Linked DNA regions of Homo sapiens: region 1 is linked to region 2. A link is a contact called in ENCODE Hi-C or POLR2A ChIA-PET data. All regions are on one chromosome and are shown on one strand. The core of a region is the stretch at or near the end of the contact, and the rest is flanking DNA. Distances in the headings are between cores, read along the strand shown. Region 1 has its middle 49 kb from the start of LINC02154. Region 2 has its middle 110 kb from the start of LINC02154.

Region 1 (5,307 bases), core at 1,027-3,526, 60 kb after region 2:
TAAGCAGCTTCCCTAAACATACAGGAGCCAACTTTTCAATTGTATCCATATCTAAAAAAAAAAAAAAAAAAAAACAAAAAAAAAAACCCTGCAGAAAAATTGGAAAATTCAGCCAAAAGGCTCTCCTGGCTGCCGTTTTTTATCTACATAAAACCAATCATAATCCATTTAACAAATTTATTTTCCATGATGTTATTGGCTATTCTCCGTAACTCAACATACAGCTGGGTCCATTTCATGGGTCAGAACAAGAGGTTATCAGGTAATACGAAGGACCAGAGTAGGAGAAGCAAGTTCTTAGGAACTAGCCTTCCAGACTGGGAAAGAACAGAAATTTTGACTAGATCAAGCTTAAGTGGATGAGGGGACATTCAGATAGCTGGATGACCATATCCAGAGAGTTGGGCTACTGACCATTTGGGAGACCCCAGGCATGTGGCATCAGAAAGTGGAGCAGACACTAGGAGCAAGGGAGTGGGCTGGTAGTGGTAGGAAGGTAGATGGATGGGCAGGTGGGTGTCTGAAAGGGCTAGGAGAAATGCAAAAGCCAGCAGGTGATGATAGGGAGGTTGCTAGAAAGGGCAGGAAGGACATCAGCTTGGGCCCACACTGCGTACAAATCAGAGCCAGGGTCCTGGTGGACTTGTTATCTCATACACACAGTTCTAGCCTAGATTTCTCATGTTCTGAGTGGATTTGATGTTTTGGAATAAACTGGCAAAGAGTAGTGATCTCTAAACACTTTGCTGCTTAAATCCATGTGAATTTAAAAATTTTATGCCACGTTGCACCATTACACAGTGGTTGACACCTTCTAAAATGGCCCCCACGATTCCCCGCTCCCAGTGTTCATGCCCTTGTGTAGTCCCCACTTTGAGTGTGGGCTGGACCTAGTAACTTGACATTGGCAAACAGAATGTGGCACAAGTCATGGGATATTACTTTCAAGATTAAGTTCTAAAGAATGTTATTTCAGCTGTGCTTTCTCTCTGACTCTTCTCATTTGTTCTCTCTGGTGAAGCAGGCCATCATATTGGGAACTGCTCTACAGAAAGGCTCATGCAGCAAGAAACAGAGGGTGTCTTCTGGCCAATAGCTAGCTAGGAATGGAGCCCTCAGTCCAACAGGCTTTGAGGAAGCGAATCCTGCCCACAACCACTTGCATGAACTTGGAAGTGTCTTCTCCCCCAGCTTAGCCTTGAGATGATTATAGCCCCTGCTCAACACCTTGATTCCAGCCTTGATTCCGTACAGACCTTAAGAGACCTGAGCCAGAGGACCCAGCTAAGCCACTCCCAGATTCCTGTCCCATAGAAACTGTGAGGTAATAAATATTGTTGTTTGAAGTTGTTATATTTTAGGATTATTTGTTATGCAGCAATAGGTGACTGATATACACACTAAAGTCATTCCACTCTTAGGTCAGTGGTATAATATTATGTCATCGAGTGCAGCAAAACACAGCTGTGAGGGCAAAGTGTTAAACTTGAACTCTAGTCCCTAATGGGTAGAGAGGCACCCTGAGGTAGGGGGAAAGCAACCAACCATGACACACAGAAGTGAAGGCTACTGAGAAATGAAAGAGAATCAACCTGTAGCATGGAAATGGGAAGTTCATTATTTCCAGCAAGAAAACAAAACGATGCAAACTGGGCACGATAGGGGTGGGCAGAAGTAAGCAGAAGAACAAAGAGTGGTGGTAAGAATATCAGGTGGAGTTTCCACTGCAGTAGGGAAGGGGCACTGGAAAGAAAAAGATCTAGTGTTCTAGGAGCACTGGGGATTCATGGAATAAAATGGTGATTGTGGTTTCAGATTAAACCAAACCATTTCCTATACAGCAGAGAAAGACACTCTCCTGTCTTCACTCCCCACTCCACCTCCGCCAGTTTCCTTTCCCTAAAGTGAGATTTTAGAAATACATACTTACAGGCAGTAAAACCAGGGAATTTGTAAAACTTTTAAGCTTGATTGTAGTCTAGACATAATATGTGTTATGTTTTTTTAAAATCAGGCTTGTATTAGGGTCAAATGATATGTGTAGTCCATAGATTAGGTATTCAAGGATAATACAAATGAAATATTCTAGGCAGTCATTACACTCATTAGACACTTGCCACTCAAAGTGTGCTCCATAGCTTTCTTCCTTAAATCTACACTCAACATACTTCACCAGCCAGGCTAGAGGATGCAACTCTATGATTATTTTAAGTTTACTTCATAATCTTGCGATTTCACCTGAAGCAAAGATACCAGCTTTTCTCTCAACAGCCAAATCTCCCACACTCTCATTTTCGATAGTCACAGCAGGAGTTTGAGTTTCTCTTTCTAGAAGGATCTCTGGCTGGGACTTGCTGTTCCTGTACAGCTTTTAGAACCTCATGCATGCACTTCTATTTAAAAGTTGTCTGTCTACAAATGCTTAAGAGAGCAGACAATCTGGTTTATCCTTCCCTTTTAGGTAGTTTGTGCTGGAAAGAAATTTCTATGTTTTTGTGACAAGAGGAGACAAGACCCTACAAAAAGAAGGCATGATAGAAGATAGGTTGGGAACAAGGTCAGTATTCAGCTCGTAAGCACCAGCATGTCTGACTGGATGATAAAATATTGAAGTACAGGACTTCAGTGCCGGTTAGGCAATGAACACTGCCCTGAGCCACCTGGGGGCCCCCTCTGCATGACTCAGCATGCATGGCCTAGCAGGGTTCTTCAGGACAGCTTAACTCAAGGGCCATGATATTCTATGTGTTCTCATTTTGTGTCCCACACTTGGTGAATCCTGGAGTAGTTTATGCTTAGGAGTCAAAAGACCCGGGTTTTATCTGGCTCCACTGTTTGCACACCTCATCACAAGGTCTTAGTTTCTTCACCTACAAAACATAAAGTAACTGTTAAATCAACTGTTTCTAAAGTGTCTTGTGCCATAACAATAAAAGCTACTGTAGCTTTTGAGTTTCTTGTCCAGTTATAATAATGGGCTCTCACATCTTCTATCTGCTAAGGTGCTTTCTTGTCCCTTAGGCCTATGGAGTTGCCCAGAAAATTCAGCTATAGTTTTGTAGCTAGCATAGAGGATTGGGAGGTTGAGGCTTCCTCTTCAGGGGTGGTTGTGGTTGTGGTTGTTGTAGGGATGTTTAACTCTTTGTCACACATCTCATTTTGGAAATACATTTTCAAACATGCTGCACATTTGCCCATCTTCTCAAAGAAGGTGTCAAGCATTGTTTCATCTGCTGTGTCTCAAGGCACACATCATGATCATCAAACATTGCCGTCTTTCCCTGGTGTTGGTCTCCGTTTAGGATTGCGAGACAAAATGAGTATGTCCAAAGCATACTTAGTTAAAAATTATTCACTATTTATGTGAAATTCAAACTTAACTGGGTTTCCTGCTAAATCAAGCTAGTCTAAGTCTCCGCTAGCCTCTTCCATTTCTAATGTGTTGCCTCTAATCTGTGGCAGGGTGGGGTTGAAAATGGAGCTCGAAATTATAGAGTTGCCAAGAGTATAAAGTTCTCAATTCTTTTCCATTTACACTCACTTCTCTATAGCTTCAAATATTATCTGTCTTCTTACCAAACCTATTTTCCCAACTCCTCTCCCCTGAGTTCTAGGACTCTTGGACCCAGTAACCTCCTCACCCTGATGAGCTGGCAATTGAGATCTCAAACCTGGATTCTTTTTTTTTTTTTTTGGAGTAAGTCTCACTCTGCTGCTCAGGCTGGAGTGCAGTGGTGCAATCTTGGCTCATTGGCTCACTGCAACATCTGCCTCTTGGGTTCAAGTGATTCTCCTGCCTCAGCCTCCCGAGTAGCTGGAATTACAGGTGTGTGCCACCACACCCAGCTAATTTTTGTATTTTTAGTAGAGATGGGGTTTCACCATATTGGCCAGGCTGGTCTCAAACTCCTGGCCTCAAATGATCTTCCCACCTTGGCCTCCCAAAGTGCTGGGATTACAGGTGTGAGCCACTGTGCCCCGTCCAAAGCAGGATTCTTGATTCTCCCTACCTCTCCAAGAATTCCCCCATTCCACCAGTTTCTCCTGCTATATTCTACATGTCAGTACGTAGTACTGAGCACCAACAATCTAAGAGCCATCTTGGATGCTGATCTGTTTTGTCCACATATTTTCTAGTCCATCAACTTGTTCTGGTGGCTTGTAGCTCTCTCTCCAAACATTTCTCCAATGCCTCCTTTCTTCTCCATTCCTACTGCTAAAATCCCACTCTATGCCATTATCCCCTCTTTCCTGGACTAATACCATGAATTGAGCAAGTCTCTTGGAATACCTTCTTGTCTCCTTTCTCCCTGCAAGCAGCAGCCAAGGGACCGTCTCAAAGCAGCAATCAGATCACATCACAAGCCCCCTCCCTCATCTCATTGTTTCACACATTTAAAGCCCTACAGCAGTTCCCTGTTGAAACTATCGGCTAGAAGTTGATAAGTTTGTAACAAAGGTTCTGAAATGGGAGTAATTTTGTCCCCCAGGGGACATTTGGCAATGTTTAGAGACATCTTTGGTTGTCACCACTTGGAGGTGATACTGGCATCTAGTGGGTAGGGCCCAAGGATGCTGCTAAACATTCTCCAATGCCCAGGACAGGCCCCCACAACTAAGAATGGCCAGCCCCGAATGTCACCGAGAAGCTCCAGCCTAAAGTGAGCAGTATCACAGTGTTTAAGATGAAAGAGTCAGGGACTCTGCCCCCAGCTCTAGCTGGAAAGTTCTTGTGCCAACAAGCCACTCATCTGCATTAATGAACATCTTCATTCAACTGCTCCCTTCAGCTGTTGCTAGGCAGGACCTTGATAGAGATGCAACAGAGAGAAGCTGAGCTGTGCTGAGAGGCTTGTACATTCTCACCAAGAAGCATAACTAGGGTGCTTGGAGTTGACATAACCCTGAGCAAATCATACCCTCATTAAAGAATAATCCAATTTAAAAAGAAAGTCTTGTGTACTCATGGGTTGTTTTTCCAAAGTTCTCAGAGGACAGATCATGAAAGCTTTGAACCACCAGACTGTACATGGCTGCCCAGTGAATTTGCAGAAAACAAAGGCCTCTGATTTTTTTTCCTCCAAGCTGTTAGTCTTAAGTGAAACAGGGTAAGAAAGTTCTGTTTATTATCTTTTGACAATTAAAGGATGACATAGGCAATGTGTTTTGATCTCTCACAAAAACTATGAAATTTTATTTCTTCTGGCGAAACATCTTTTCCAACAACATTCAACAAATTAACAAGAGCAACTTCAGAATGTGTGTTTTTTCCACCTAAAAATGCAAAAACAACTGTTCTTTTTGGCT
Region 2 (4,880 bases), core at 923-3,422:
CACCAACTTATAAGCCATGTGAGTGCATTATCTTGAAAGTAGATCCACCAGCCCCAGTCAAGTCTTTAGATGACTATAGGCCCCGCTGACATCTGACAATCTCTGACATCTGGCTTGAGATCACAAGCCAGAACCAGCCCAATCAAACTGTTCCCCAATTCCTGACCTACAGAAAATGTGAGAGAGAATATATGTTTATTGTTACACTATTGTTTTAAGCAACCTGTTACACAGCAATACAACTAGAATTCGGAAAAAGAAATCTTAAAATCAGCAAGAAAAAGACAAACAACACAATAGGGAAATAGGCAAAAGACCTGAAGAGACACTTTACAGAATAATAATAATAACCAAATGGCCAATAATCTCAATGAAAGTTGCTCAACTTCATTAGCTATCAGGGAAATGAATAAAAACATCAATGAGATGCCACCGCACACCCACCTGAATGTCTGTAATGAGAAAGATGAAAAATACTGCTTAGAAAAGATGTGGAGAAAATGGAACTCTCACATACCACAGTGGGGTATATACCACTTGAGCAAACTACTTTTGAAAACAGTGTGTAGAAAACAGTCTACTAAACCTGCCCCAGCAGTGCCACTCCACTCTTAGATATGGACCTAACAATATTTGTACATATAGCCATGCACTGCATTATGATGTTTTGGTCAGTGACAGGCCACATATACAACTGTGGTCTCATAAGATTATGATACCATATTTTTACTGTACATTTTCTATCTTTAAATATGTTTAGATACATAAGTACTTACGATTGTGTTACAGTTGCCCACAGTGTTCAGTACAGGAACATGCTGTACGGGTTTGTAGCCTAGGAGCAACAGGTTCTAGCATATGGTCTAGGTGTATAGTAGGGTGTACCATCTAGGTTTGTGTTAGTCTGCTTTGTGTTGTTCTCACAACGATGAAATTGCCTAACAATGCATTTCTCAGAACATATCCCTATCATTAAGTGACATATGACTGCATATTTTCTGAAAGACATGGATTAGACTTTTTATAGCAGAACTATTCATAATAGCAAAATAACTGGAAACTATCTAATGTCCATTGCAATAGAATGAATAAATAGAATATTTACACAGTGGAGCACTATACAGAAATAGCATTGAATGAGTTCCAACTACACACAGCAACAGGGATGAGTCTCACAGACATAATGTTGGACTTCTGAGGGGCTGGTATTGCTCTTTCTGTATTTTGAAATCTGGCTGCTTGTTACATGGATGTGTTCAGTTTGTGTAAATCTACTTACATGTGAAAAAAAAGATTTTGAAAACACCTACTTTCTGTGATGTGTTGAGAGGGCAAAAAAAATCCCAGGTCAGATCATGACATCTGCAGTTTTAATGTTCAAGCTCAAGGTGAAGCTATGTTTGGACGTCTATTCCTCTAACTCAGTGGTAGCCAAATTATAGTCTGCAGGCAAAATTTAGCCAGCCATCTCTTCTTGTAAATAAAGTTTTATTAGGGCACAGCCACACCCATTTGTTTATGCGTTATCTATGATTGCTTTCTCCTGACACCAGCAGAGTTGAATAGTTGTGAAATAGTTTGCGTGGCCCCCAAAACCATCTGCTCTGATTGATTGAGAAGCTTCTGATGTTGTTGCATTACTTCTTTGTCCTCTTCACTCCTTGTCCCCTCTTGCCCTAGCTCAGGCCTGTATATCAAGGCCTTTTCCAAATACAGACAAGCTCTGTAATTTTCTGAAGAAAGGACAAATTGGGCCAGTGCCATGCTCGCCATTGCCCTGCCTTTGTCATATGTCTGTTTATTGGGACACAACCCAGGTGTTCCCATGATGTGCACCATGAAATGGAATGATCAGATTGTTCATTTGGCTCATTACTAAGCTGCTTCTGAAGATAAGATTGAATTTGACAACAATGGCAACACAAGTCTTGCAGAACACCTGCACACACTCAAGCTATTTAAGTGGAAAGAGATCTGTAAGTGTAAGTGCATAGTTTTTGGAAAAGAACATCTAGACAGACTCGTTTTGATTATTAACTTCAGTCCTTCTCCAGTACATGATCACAGATGGGCTCTTGATTCCCATGGCTCTGTTTTTAGCTAAGAGTATGTGACACATGCCAGGTGTTTGGCAATTACATCTTGTTGAACGTGGTCACTCATGTGGAAATACAAATATCACTCACTGTTTGAATCAAGAAAATTGTCACTGCCAAACATGTTTCAGATATTCTTTTTTCTGAAGTGTTTTCTCACTGCCCATTTATAACCAGCTGTCTTTAAGTCATTATTTTTCCTTAAGAAAGGACTTATTAAAACGGAAGAAAACAACTTTGGCAGGGATTGTTCAATAGTTAAACTCTAAGTTTCAAGTAAAAACTTTGGCTTTCTTTTCTGCATTCTTTCAAGTCCTTGCTCTGTGACCCTGGGCTTGTTTAGCTTATCTGGGTCTGCCATCTGTAAAAAAAAAAAAATTTAAGTTTATATTCACTCACTTCCTCAAGTGATCTAGTGAATGATTGTTGTCCATGAAGTACTTTTAGACACCTTGCTGAAAGAGATGATGGAATTTCAAAATTAACCCCCGTGACAAGAAGAGCCAGTACATTTCCACTGCCAGCACTTTGTGATAAAGAGTGATTTATGTCCATACATGCTCCCAACTTGCAGAGTATTTTGGAGTGATACAATCATTGTATAATTTTATGCATCTTTACCTAAAGGGAATGAGAAGGAATCTGGCTAAAGAGAAGAATTTTCTATGGGGAAGGAGAAATTGTACAGAAATTCAAAAGGGAAGACTTTAAAAAATTATTTGTTAATTTTTTTTTTGGCTTGTATTGGTTGAAATTTCAATTAAGTCACCAGAAACACATATTGAATACATGTTACATTCAAGGCACTATTGTGGATGCAAAGACATTTTAGAAAATCTCTTTTTGAAATACAAAAAGGTTTTTGGAGTAAGAAACCACAAGTTCAAATCCTGGCTACACCTTTTACTGGATGTGTTACCTTGGGGAGCTTACTTAATTTACCTGAGCCTTAATTTTCTCATCCAAAATTGGAGGGAATCATTATACACCCATCCCTTACTGTTCGAGTGAGGAGAAGGAAATGAAGTAAAGTATGTAAAGTGCTCAATAGAGTGCCTGGAAAGGAGCCAGTAGTAAATACTAGCCATGCGATTGTTGTTGTCGTATTAAAAAGTATTTCACAATTGAATCTGCTTTTAAGAAAAACTTTCCAAAACTTAGATCATAGAAAGATTATAGTGTGCCCTTTCCATGTCATACTAGAACATTATCTTCATGCCCACCTAAGGTACAGTTAATGTAGGCAAACTTGATTTCTTATTTACTTGGTTAGACCCAAGACTTTATAAAATTAGATGACAACTTGTAAAAAATTGATAAACTGAAAGAGATGGGAAGGAGATTTTGTCAGATAGAGATGTAGATGATTTCTTTCCATTAGAAAAGTATTATGGGTTTTCTGCCCCATCTGATATTAAGCATTTTTGTCTCTAGCTTGGAGATCTTGTTTCAGCATTCTTTCTTTCAGAGACTATAAATGCTTAAGGATTAAGCATTCTCCTTTGGACCAGCTATACCATCCTACTGGCTCCTTCATTTGTGAGTTAAATAAATCTTCAAAACATGTTCATTTATTGTAGGTATAACTATGTTTTTAACTTCTTGAAAATTATAATTTGATAGTTTCTAGCCTCATCTTTTCATCTTGTCCTTCTCCTCTTTGAACTTATTAGGAGAGAATAATATTTGAATGTTCCAGGATGCTCACTGAAAGAGCTGAAATTGTCTTGGTATTAGAGGGTTAGGATCTTTCATACAAAAGAGCTATAGTTAAGACAAAAAAAAAAATCATTGTACCTCAGTGCCCAACACACAGTAGATCAAATGTACTCATCCACACGCAGCATAGACTCCAATCCTTAGACATGAACATGCCCTTACAATTTTGAATCCTAAGTGTGTCTACTGTGGACAGCATATAGTTAGATCTTGTTTTCTTTATCCAATCTGATAATCACTGCCTTTTGATTGGATTGTCTAATCTATTTACATTTACAGTTATTATTGAAACAGTTGGATTTATGTCTGCCATTTTGTTTTGTTTGCTTTCTACATGTCTCAGGTATTTTTTGTTCCTGTCTTCCTTCTTTACTATTCTCTTTTGTAGTAAGTTGATATTTTCTAGTGTATCCTTTTAATTCCTTTAATTACATTTTAACTTTTTTAATTTTTTTTTTTAGTGGTTGCTCTGCAGCTTACAATATACATCTTAATTTATTATAATTCACTCCTAATATTCTAACCTAATTCCAGTAAGATATTAAAACTTTATTCCTATATAGCTCCATTCCCTTCCCCTATTTTGTGCTATTGCTACTATATATACCATGTCTGTATATGTTAGAAACCTAAAAATACATTGTTATAATTATTGCTTTACATAATCTTATGTCTTTTAAAGCGGCTGAGAGAAGAAAGGACAGCAAGTATATATTTACAGAGTTTGTTATATATTAACCTTCATATTTATTACTTCTGGTTATCGTCACTTCTTGTGGATTGGAGTTAGCATCTGGTGTCATTTCCTTACACCATATCCTCACAATTTAACTTCTTCATTAGAAGTAGACTTCACAATTTTTATGAGATGTGATAAGAAGTCTTAGACTGTTTCTTGTGTGTGGGGGTGGGGTTCTAGAGAAATATCCATGCCTTACCTAATTCAGTTTAAGACCCTTGTCAATAAGTTTTAAGATATTCTTAAGAATATCTTGTTCTTGGATGTGAGCTCTTCCACATACAGAAGGACAAATACAAATATTTCATTATTACTTATTCCCACCC

Evidence for each region. A loop is a pair of places that touch in the nucleus more often than their neighbours do. ChIA-PET counts read pairs that join two places held with the same protein, here RNA polymerase II (POLR2A). Pooled maps may share reads with other maps.
Region 1: a loop to region 2 is called in a pooled map, with 4 times the contacts of the local background. The contact joins two enhancer-like sites. A Hi-C loop is called at or near these places in 2 of 168 maps with a recorded cell type or tissue (both naive thymus-derived CD4-positive, alpha-beta T cell), 1 of 37 single-sample maps with no recorded cell type and 4 of 50 pooled maps. POLR2A ChIA-PET finds 5 or more read pairs at or near these places in 3 of 52 experiments (GM12878, WTC11 and activated T-cell).

The regions. Positions count from the first base shown.
Region 1 is chrX:13,251,960-13,257,266 of GRCh38, forward strand. No RefSeq gene overlaps it. Among named protein-coding and RNA genes, the nearest start is that of LINC02154, 49 kb to the right of the region's middle. RefSeq lists an enhancer at 2,354-2,473. Within about 2 kb of position 2,277, at least 3 of the 41 ENCODE cell types and tissues checked have a DNase peak (open chromatin) inside an H3K27ac peak, as active enhancers do.
Region 2 is chrX:13,192,397-13,197,276 of GRCh38, forward strand. No RefSeq gene overlaps it. Among named protein-coding and RNA genes, the nearest start is that of LINC02154, 110 kb to the right of the region's middle. Within about 2 kb of position 2,173, at least 5 of the 41 ENCODE cell types and tissues checked have a DNase peak (open chromatin) inside an H3K27ac peak, as active enhancers do.